Linked DNA regions of Mus musculus: region 1 is linked to region 2. A link is a loop called in an ENCODE intact Hi-C map of the cell type or tissue named here. Cell type or tissue: heart. All regions are shown on one strand. Each heading gives the region's core, and the rest is flanking DNA. Links, peaks and the distances in the headings are about the cores only. Region 1 holds the start of Zfp707 (zinc finger protein 707). Region 2 has its middle 23 kb from the start of Gm35087.

The links. Hi-C counts contacts between places; a loop is a spot of excess contacts. Peaks named below come from ENCODE experiments on the same cell type or tissue, not always from the same donor. Only the 100,000 strongest peaks of a DNase experiment are listed, where the experiment ranks them.
Region 1: a loop joins it to region 2, with 2.7 times the contacts of the local background. A loop is called at or near these places in 1 of 42 quality-filtered maps.

What each region holds. Positions count from the first base shown.
Region 1 is chr15:75,966,727-75,971,115 of GRCm38, reverse strand. It overlaps Zfp707 (zinc finger protein 707), which reads right to left and starts at 1,993. Exons shown (of 4, transcript NM_001347040.2): 1 at 1,712-1,993. The coding sequence starts at 1,819. It also overlaps the pseudogene Eif2s3x-ps1. In heart, for the core only: a CTCF peak has its summit at 2,035; a DNase peak (open chromatin) is centred at 1,975; H3K4me3 peaks cover 1,313 bases; H3K27ac peaks cover 1,134 bases; H3K27me3 peaks cover 496 bases.
Region 2 is chr15:76,153,407-76,157,795 of GRCm38, reverse strand. No RefSeq gene overlaps it. Among named protein-coding and RNA genes, the nearest start is that of Gm35087, 23 kb to the right of the region's middle. In heart, for the core only: a CTCF peak has its summit at 1,665 (motif pointing right); a DNase peak (open chromatin) is centred at 1,675; H3K27ac peaks cover 1,029 bases; H3K27me3 peaks cover 705 bases.

The sequences.
Region 1 (4,389 bases), core at 281-4,280, 190 kb after region 2:
AAAAAAAGTTGGGTCAGCAAGATGGCTCAGCTGGTAAAGGTGATTCATGTCACCCGAGTTCAATCCCCTAGATCAGTATAGCCCGAGGAGAGGACCTACTCCCACTAGCTGTCCTGATATGAAGAGTGGTACACGTGCCGGTCTACACTCATATATACATGCAGTAAATACAGTTTTCCAAGAATAACTGCTGGGGTAGGTCTATAATCCAAGCACTGAGTGGCAGAGACAAAAGCAGCAAGACTTCAAGGCCAGGCCAGGAATGGTAGCCCACACATTTAATCCCAACACAACTCTTGAGATCCAAGCCAGCAAGACCAGAACAGCCAGGGCAATAGGCCCAGTCTCAAAAACAAAAAGATCATCAAAAAAGTCCAAGGCTAGGCCTCATCTCTGCTGCATGATAAAGTTCCGACCCAAAAAAAACCCCAAAAAAATCAGTTCAGTTTAGAGAAGAAAGGCTTATCTAGCTTACGATTCCAAGTTACCATCCCGTCAAGGCAGCTAGTCATATCAGTCAAAAGCAGAAGAATGAACTAATGCAGTTTTAGAACTCACCTAGCTTTCTCTAACCTTCCACAGTCCAGGACCCCAAATCTGGGTCCGCTCATATCAATTAAGCTAATCAAGGCAATTCCCCACAGGCATGCCCACAAGCCAACCGGAACTAAATAATCCCTTGAAACATTCTTCCCAAATTACTTGATTGCGTCAAGTTGAGAAATTAACCATTACACCAACTTTGACGAAAAAGCTATGTCAAAGACCGTTTGGGATAGTTAAAAAGCAAGCCAAACAAAACAACATTTAATGAAACCAACAAGAGAGTTTCTGATTCTAAAAGGGAGTTAGAAAGATTAAAGAAAGATTAAAAGGCAAGCAACAGAGAAAGAATTTCCAAATCGTTTTCTGCCAAAGAACTAGTATCTAGAATCACTTCTAAAAATTAACATAGAAAGAGATAACTTTTTTTTTTTTTGGGGGGGGGGGTTGAGACAGGGTTTCTCTGTGTAGCCCTGGCTGTCCTGGAACTCACTCTGTAGACCAGGCTGGCCTCGAACTCAGAAATCCGCCTGCCTCTGCCTCCCAAGTGCTGGGATTAAAGGCGTGCACCACCACTGCCCAGCTAAGAGATAACATTTTAAAAGAGAGAGAGAAAAAAAAAAAACCTAACTAATCTTAACACTCAGGTGACAGAGGCAAAGGGGTCAGCACAAGTTGAGGCCAGTCAGGCTATAAATTATTTTAACAGCTATCACAAAAGTTGCGCCTAGAGGCATTCAACCTTGTGACATTGCGACATAACTAACCAACCACCTACACTGTGCTGATATGCATTCTTATCTATACTCGACTAGCAAGGCTGCAAATTGGGACACACCTGGAAGACCCGAAGCTCGGGAAACACAGGTCTGGGTAGTGACTGCCAACCACAAACTCTGCATGATAAAACCAGAATATATATTTCTCATCTGAACACCAGAACTGGTGCCACAAGCCTGGCTGGACTTCAAGGCCGGAGAGCAGGGAGTGTGGGAAACACTAAAACAGAAAGTTGTAGTCCTGGAAAGCAGGAGCAGACAGACCCAGACTGAGACCCTAGGACCGCCGGAGCGCGGTACCTGCCAGAAGCAGGAAACCCGAGCGCCCGTGCCAAGGGGACCCAGGTGGGCGCGGGGCCAGGGATTGGGGGTAGAGGGTCCGAGCTCACCGGAGGAGCATCGCCGTTAGCTCGCTCGGGAAGAGCGCTGCCCCGTCGGAAGCAGCGCTCTCGTCGAGCTTCGCCGAGAGCAGCAGCTGCAGCAAGACGCCGGCGCATCTGAAGGCCGCGGGGGATGCCGGGGGTAGGGTCGGCTTCAGCGCAAGCGCAGTGGCGCGGAGCAGAGCAACCCAAAGCAGCACCACCGTCGGATTCCCCAGCTCCTGCACCTTTAAACGTCAACTCCCGTGCGCGCCGCACTGACTTCAACTCTCCAGCGGAAATACGCCAATCAGAAGCGTCTTCCGGCTACTTAAAGGGCGGGGCCAGATAAAAGGGCGGAAGTGTGCGCGAGCCCGCCCCCAGGGGCCCAGCCCTTCCGTTGATATGGGTGGTCTGTGGGTTTTTTTTCGTGTGTTCCTGAGCCCACTGGAAGGAGGTGTTTGTTTTGATGGGCTTGGGGGACAAGGTTTCACTGTGTTGCCCTGGCTATTCTGGAACTCTCTTTGTAGACCATGTTGGCTTCAAATCAGAAATGTCCATGCCCCAGAGAACCTATCTCCAGTTCTCAAGCAGCCAGAACCATCAACATTCTTTGTTTGGAATTTGTCCTATGGCTGTCTAAACTGATGTTTGCCAGTTTGCTTCATGTTAGTGGCATGGGTCAGGATTTCCTACTTTGTTCATTGGGGTCACTGGACCCTTAGGCCACTGTGATGCCAAATTTAATTTGAAAGATGCAAACTTATTTGTAATTCTAATTCTAGTTTAGGCAGCCTTCGTCCCACCATAAGATAGCTGAGCAGATGGAAAGGAAGATACGTCCTTTCCCCTCTGAGCAAGATGGCTGGGGGATGTTACCAAGTTGACACCACTTTCACGTGAAGTTATCAGCAGACAAGCTACAATTAATATTGTTACAACTGGTCATGGAGCTCATGGGAAGTCCACCGTGGTGAAGGTTATTTCTGGAGTTCACACTGTCAGATTCAAAAATGAGCTAGAAAGAAACATTACCATCAAGCTTGGACATGCTCATGCTAAGACTTATAAACTTTGATGACTCAAGTTGTCCTAGACCAGATCATGTGGAAGCAGTACACCAGATAAGTTTCCTACATACATTCTGGGGGCCAAAGGGAACTTCAAATTAGTCAGACATGTTTCCTTTGTTGACTGTCCTGGCCATGATATTTTGATGGCTACGATGCTGAACAGTGCAGTAGAGATGGATGCAGCTCTTCTGTTGATAGCTAGTAATGAATCATGCCCTTGGCCCGAACACCTGACTGCTGTAGAAATCACGAAACTCAAGCATATTTTGATCTTACAGAATAAAATTGATCTGGTAAAAGAAAGTCAGGCTAAGGAACAATATGAGCAAAATCTCGCATTTGTGCAAGGAACGATAGCAGAAAGGGGCACCAATTATTCCAATTTCTGCTCAACTGAAGTATAATATTGAAGTTGTCTGTGAGTATATAGTGAAGAAAATACCAGTGGCCCCAAGAGACTTTACTTCAGAGCCCCATCTCATTGTTATCAGTCCATCTGATGTCAACAAACCTGGCTGTGAAGTCGATGACCTTAAGGGAGGTATAGCTGGTGGTAGTATTCTAAAAGGAGTGTTAAAGGTATGCCAGGAGATAGAAGTCAGACCCCGTATTGTCTCCAAAGATAGGGAAGGAAAACTCATGTGTAAACCAACCTTTTCCAATATTGTGTCACTTTTTTGGGGGAAACATAATGATCTTCAGTATGCTGCCCCAGGTGGTCTCACTGGAGTTGGAACAAAGATCGGCCCCACTGTGTGCTGAGCTGGTAGAATGGTGGGACAAGTGCTTGGTGCAGTTGGAGCGTTACCTGAAATATTCACAGAACTGGAAATCTCCTATTTCCTGCTTAAACGTCTTCTGGGTGTACGTACTGAAGGAGACAAGAAAGCAGCCAAGGTCCAAAAGCTGTCTAAGAATGAAGTGCTTATGGTCAACATAGGATCCCTGTTGACAGGAGGAAGAGTTAGTGCTGTTAAGGCTGATTTGGGCAAAATTGTTTTGACCAGTCCTGTGTGTACAGAAGAAAGGAGAAAAAATTGCCCTTAACAGAAGAGTTGAGAAACACTGGCGTTTAATTGGTTGGGGTCAGATAAGAAGAGGAGTGACCATTAAGCCAACTGTAGATGATGACTGAAGACTCCAAGTTAAACAATGCCTTGGGAAAGAGTTGGAATTTCTTTTAATAGCCTATGGGGTATATTTTCAAAACAATACTAGAAAGAATTAATTTCCTAGCTCATTATCTTACTACTAGCTATCTATGTTTATTCTTATATTTTGGCCATGAAAATGTGACCTCTACTATTTTTTCTTTTTATTGATTTCTTGTTTGACATCATGTAGCCCCATCCCACTCATCCCCTCATATCCGACCTTTGCCCTTGCAACCTCCTCCAAAATAAATAACACACAAACAACACAAAAGAAAGAGAGAAAGAAAGAAAGAAAGAAAGAAAGGAGAAAAGAAGAGAAGAGAAGAGAAGAGAAGAAAAGAAAAGAAAAGAAAAGAAAAGAAAAGAAAAATACAGAGGGAAGATCTAAAAGGAAAAAAGCAAAAGGTAGAAATAAGATTGGTCTTGTCTGTTTGGTTTTTGTTAACAAAATCTCTTTTGTTGTTGTTGTTTTTTGTTTGTT
Region 2 (4,389 bases), core at 70-4,069:
AATCCCAGCACTCGGGAGGCAGAGGCAGGCGGATTTCTGAGTTCGAGGCCAGCCTGTCTACAGAGTGAGTTCCAGGACAGCCAGGGTTACACAGAGAAACCCTGTCTCAAAAAAATGAACAGCACACCTCGATAGGAATGGGAGGTATCCGGCTATCCACTCCAGAAGGTTCTGAGGTAGAAGAACCTCTTATCTCCAGCCCCACTCTGTCTCCCTGTCTGACACAGCAGGGTGTCCTGAGGGTCCCCAACTCCTGGGATAAAAGGGACCCAACGTGACTGAGAGAACACCAAATTTAAGATGCGTCTTATTTAAGATAGAGCCTCATTGGAGTGTGAGCCAATTGCTAGATGTTTTGTTTTAAGACAGGGTCTACCTCGCTGTATAGCTCTGGTGTCCTGGAACTCACTATGTAGACTAGGCTGACTTCAAACTCATAGAGATCTGCCTGCCTCTGCATCTGGAGTGTTGGGATGAAAGGTGTGTACGACGTTCAGCCAGTGGCTCGTCTCCGTGGACATCTCCTCAAAGGACAGGGTTTCTTGTTCTTATTCACTCAGAATAAAAGCTTTATCATGTGGAAAAGCACCTGCAAGATGGGACTTGAACATTCCTCAGCCCAGCCTCTTAAATCTATGCATTACAAAGTCAATTGCTCATCTGCAGGAGCTCTTGGAAGTCAACCATCATCTGTAAACTGACATACGGGGCATGGGGGTGGGTGAATCTTTTATCTGTATTTTTTTTTCCTTCTTTCTCTCTGAGAAGGTCTTAGTACACACAAGCTAGCCTTGACCTCATCGTGTAGCCCAAGCTGGCCTTGAACTTGACCCTCCTACTTCAACTCTCTACATGCTGGGGTTACAGGCATTTGTCACTTATATAACCCTGTATAACCCTTCCCTAATGGGGCCTCTAGGTACCCAAATGCTGGGACAGGGACATTTCTGTCTATGAGAACGTAACAGATTGGGAACACCAAGCACACAGTGGACGATTCCCACGCCCCCATCAGAGCCCTGCTTGCTGAATTCACCAGCCTTGATTCTCACACATTCCAGAGCCTGTTAGGAGGAAAGTCTGAATCCTCCAAATGACAAGAGTCAGCAAGATATCCAGGAGGGTGGTGCAGTATCAAGAGAGGGCATTTGCTGTAGGACTGGATGGGGCCACCGTTTAAAGGACTATTAGCCACAGAAGGTCAGAGAAGAATAGATGGGAGTCATTAAGGACCTTAGGCTCGTCTTCCCTTCCCTGGGTTCCTCTTTCAGGTTTGGTCAAAAGATGTTGGGCCCTGGGGCCCTGGGCGACACTGGATGGCCAGGCTGCTGGCTGGGCCCCTGTCTTCACCCTCACATCTCACCAGTTGAGGCCCTGCCTGGCCCTCCTTGAGGACAGGGGTTGCAAGAGACAGATCGGGATATATGCTAAAAGCACTTCAAATTTCTCCCCTGGCCTGACCTTTCTTCTGTCTTGGAGGCCAGCTCAGAGCTGCTCCAGCAAGGACCCCTGGGCTGAGGAGCCGCAGAGCTGCAGAGTCTCAGAGTCGCGGAGTCGCAGAGCCACCTCTGAGATGCACTGTTGTGTCACTGACTTCTCCCTTAGTTGTTTCATGACTTCATGTGTGTATTTTAACAAAGCAGCCAGGCGCTGTTATGAGACGCGTCCAGCAGAGGGTAGCAAAGGCTCTTGTTCCAACAAACTCAAGGGCTCCTGGCTCATGCGTGTTGCCAACAGAAGAAAGAGGGTATTGTGTTGGATCTGAGAGGAGCCACCTCAGCTCTTGCAGGACCAAAGGCCTGGGCAGCCTGACATCATCTCAAACAACCCGTGCCCTTGACACTTGAACACACAGCTGACCAGGGTCTCTGGAGAGACGTCGCTGTCTGGGGACAGCAAACAGCCAGTGAGTGCATCCTGGAACAGACTCTCCTCACACACAAGATTCCATATCGCCAAACACCGTGACCCCAGGCAGAAAAGCTTTAGGAAACTCATTGAATAGGAGTTCTTCTAACTGATAACTTCTCTCTCTTTTTTAAGACAGGGTCTCACTATGGAGAGGAGATGGGCCTCGAACTCACCTACCTCTGCCTCTTGAGTGCTGAGATTAAAGGCTTGTGCCACCATGCCCCTCCCCACCACTACAGACACTCTCTCTTAAAATATTTTTAGATGGATTTGCGTTTCGTGTGTGTGAGTATTTTGCCTGCATGTATGTCTTGTGTATCATGTGTGTTCTGGTATTTGTGGAAGCCAGAGGAGTCCCCTAGAATTGGAGTTACAGATGGGGTGAGCCTCCATATGGATGCCAAGAATCAAGCCTAGGTCTTCTGGAACAGTAAGCCAGTGCTCTTAATCCTGGAGTATTTATTAAAAATAGATCCCGGTTACTGCATATAATATATAAAGGAAAAGAATGTGCATTTTGTTTTATTCAAGTCTCTTTGGGCATGAGGAGGAAGATTGTATGACCAACTGGTCAAAGGAGATGAACAATAGCCCTGGAAACATAGTGGGTGCCTTATAGCCTCAGCCAGTGAACCTACAGGCCTGATTTGCATGTGACCACAAGATTGAGCAGGAAGTAGGAAAACATTGGGAAGAGAAGTCAGCCTACAGTGTAGATGACACTCAAAGCAGGTTTGGTGCCATGATGTTCCAAGATCCTCTCCCACATGACCCCTTAGGGTTGCAACCCGGCCTCTAAAGGATCTGACATTTCCCTATGCCAGCAGGCTCTAACCCTGCTAATGCTGCGACCCTTTAGTGCACTTCCTAATGTTTTGGTGACCCCCCACCCATAAGGTTATCTCACTGCTACTTTATAATGGTGATTTTGCTACTGTTATGACTCCTGATGCCAACACTTGCATCTGCTGATGGTCTTAGGCAACGTCTGTGGAAGGGTTGTTCACCACCGAAGAGGTCACGGCCCCCCATGGGTTGATAGCCTGTGCCTTCTGACATCATCTTCGGAGAATATCTCAAATGAGAGAATGTGTCTAAATCCAAAAGAAAAAAAAAGGAAAGAAAGAAAGAGAGAGAGAGAGAAGGAAAGGAAAGGAAAGGAAAGGAAAGGAAAGGAAAGGAAAGGAAAGGAAAGGAAAGGAAAGGAAAGGAAAGGAAAGGAAAGGAAAGGAAAGGAAAAAAGAGAAGCTTGAACATGAATTGTAAAACTCTAAGGGCGATGCCTCAGAGCTCCCAGCCCCAGCCCCTGACCTGCTCAGCCAAGCACTCCTTTGTTGCCCTCTGGCTATGCAAAGCTATCGCAACAGTGTATCCATTGTTTTTGGAAGGAAACTCGAGGCTTTTTTCCACATGGTCTTAAAAATATTTTATTGATCTGTGGAACTATACAAATAAAATGTCTGTATGGAAATTCTACTAAGATGTGTACTGGGTGGTGCATACATCCCCTAACATTTCAGTGCAAGAGAGCTTGAAGGTCCTCAGTGGCTGGTGCCTGCTTTCAGAGGGTTAATAACTCTGAAGACACCCAAACAAACAAACACACTAACAAACTAACAAACAAACCTGTTAGATGGGGAGAGTGCTTTTCACTTGGCAGAGATAGAGTGGTATTTAGCGACATCGGTACCACATGACGTAAGCAGAACCATCATCCACGCATGCCTCATTCATCCTACTTGGGGTTATACCTCACACGACCAAGACCCTTGTGGTAGTTTGAATAGATATGACCCCCATAGACTTATGTGTTTGAATTCATGGCCCATAGGGAGTGGCACTATTAGGAGATATAGCCTTCTTGGAGGGAGTGTGTCACAGTGGGGGTGGGCTTTGAGGTCTCCTATGCTCAAGCTCTGCCCAGTGTGGAATACAGTCTCCTTCTCTGCCTTTGGATCGAGATATAGAATTCTGGCTCCTCCAGCACCATGTCTGCCTGCACACTGCCATGCTTCCCACCATGATGATAATGGACTAAACCTCTGAAACTAAGCCAGCCCCAATTCAATGTTTTCCTTTATAAGAGTTGCCTTGGTCATGGTGTCTCTTCACAGCAATAAAGCCCTAATTGAGACAACCCTTTCCCTGGCATGAGGTGTAGGGTGGTCACTGGGACTGTGCACTGATGCCCCTGTGTCTCCAGTCACACAACAGAGGGAAGCACTGCCTTGTCCTCTTCTGGTCCACTAGGCTGTGTCACCAGTAATAGCCAGTGAGGTAATGGTATTTAGTGCCAGAGAGTGCTAAGCACTCTTACCCCACCATCAGTCAGGAAGAACCACACTGCTCTAGATGGTTGGCTAGGTCCTGGAGTAAAGATGACAGAACTGAGCCTCAGCCAACCCCTGCAGGCGACACGAGTGAGAAGAGGCTGTAACTCTTCAGTCTCTGGGATGCTGGGGATGCTGTCAACTTGAC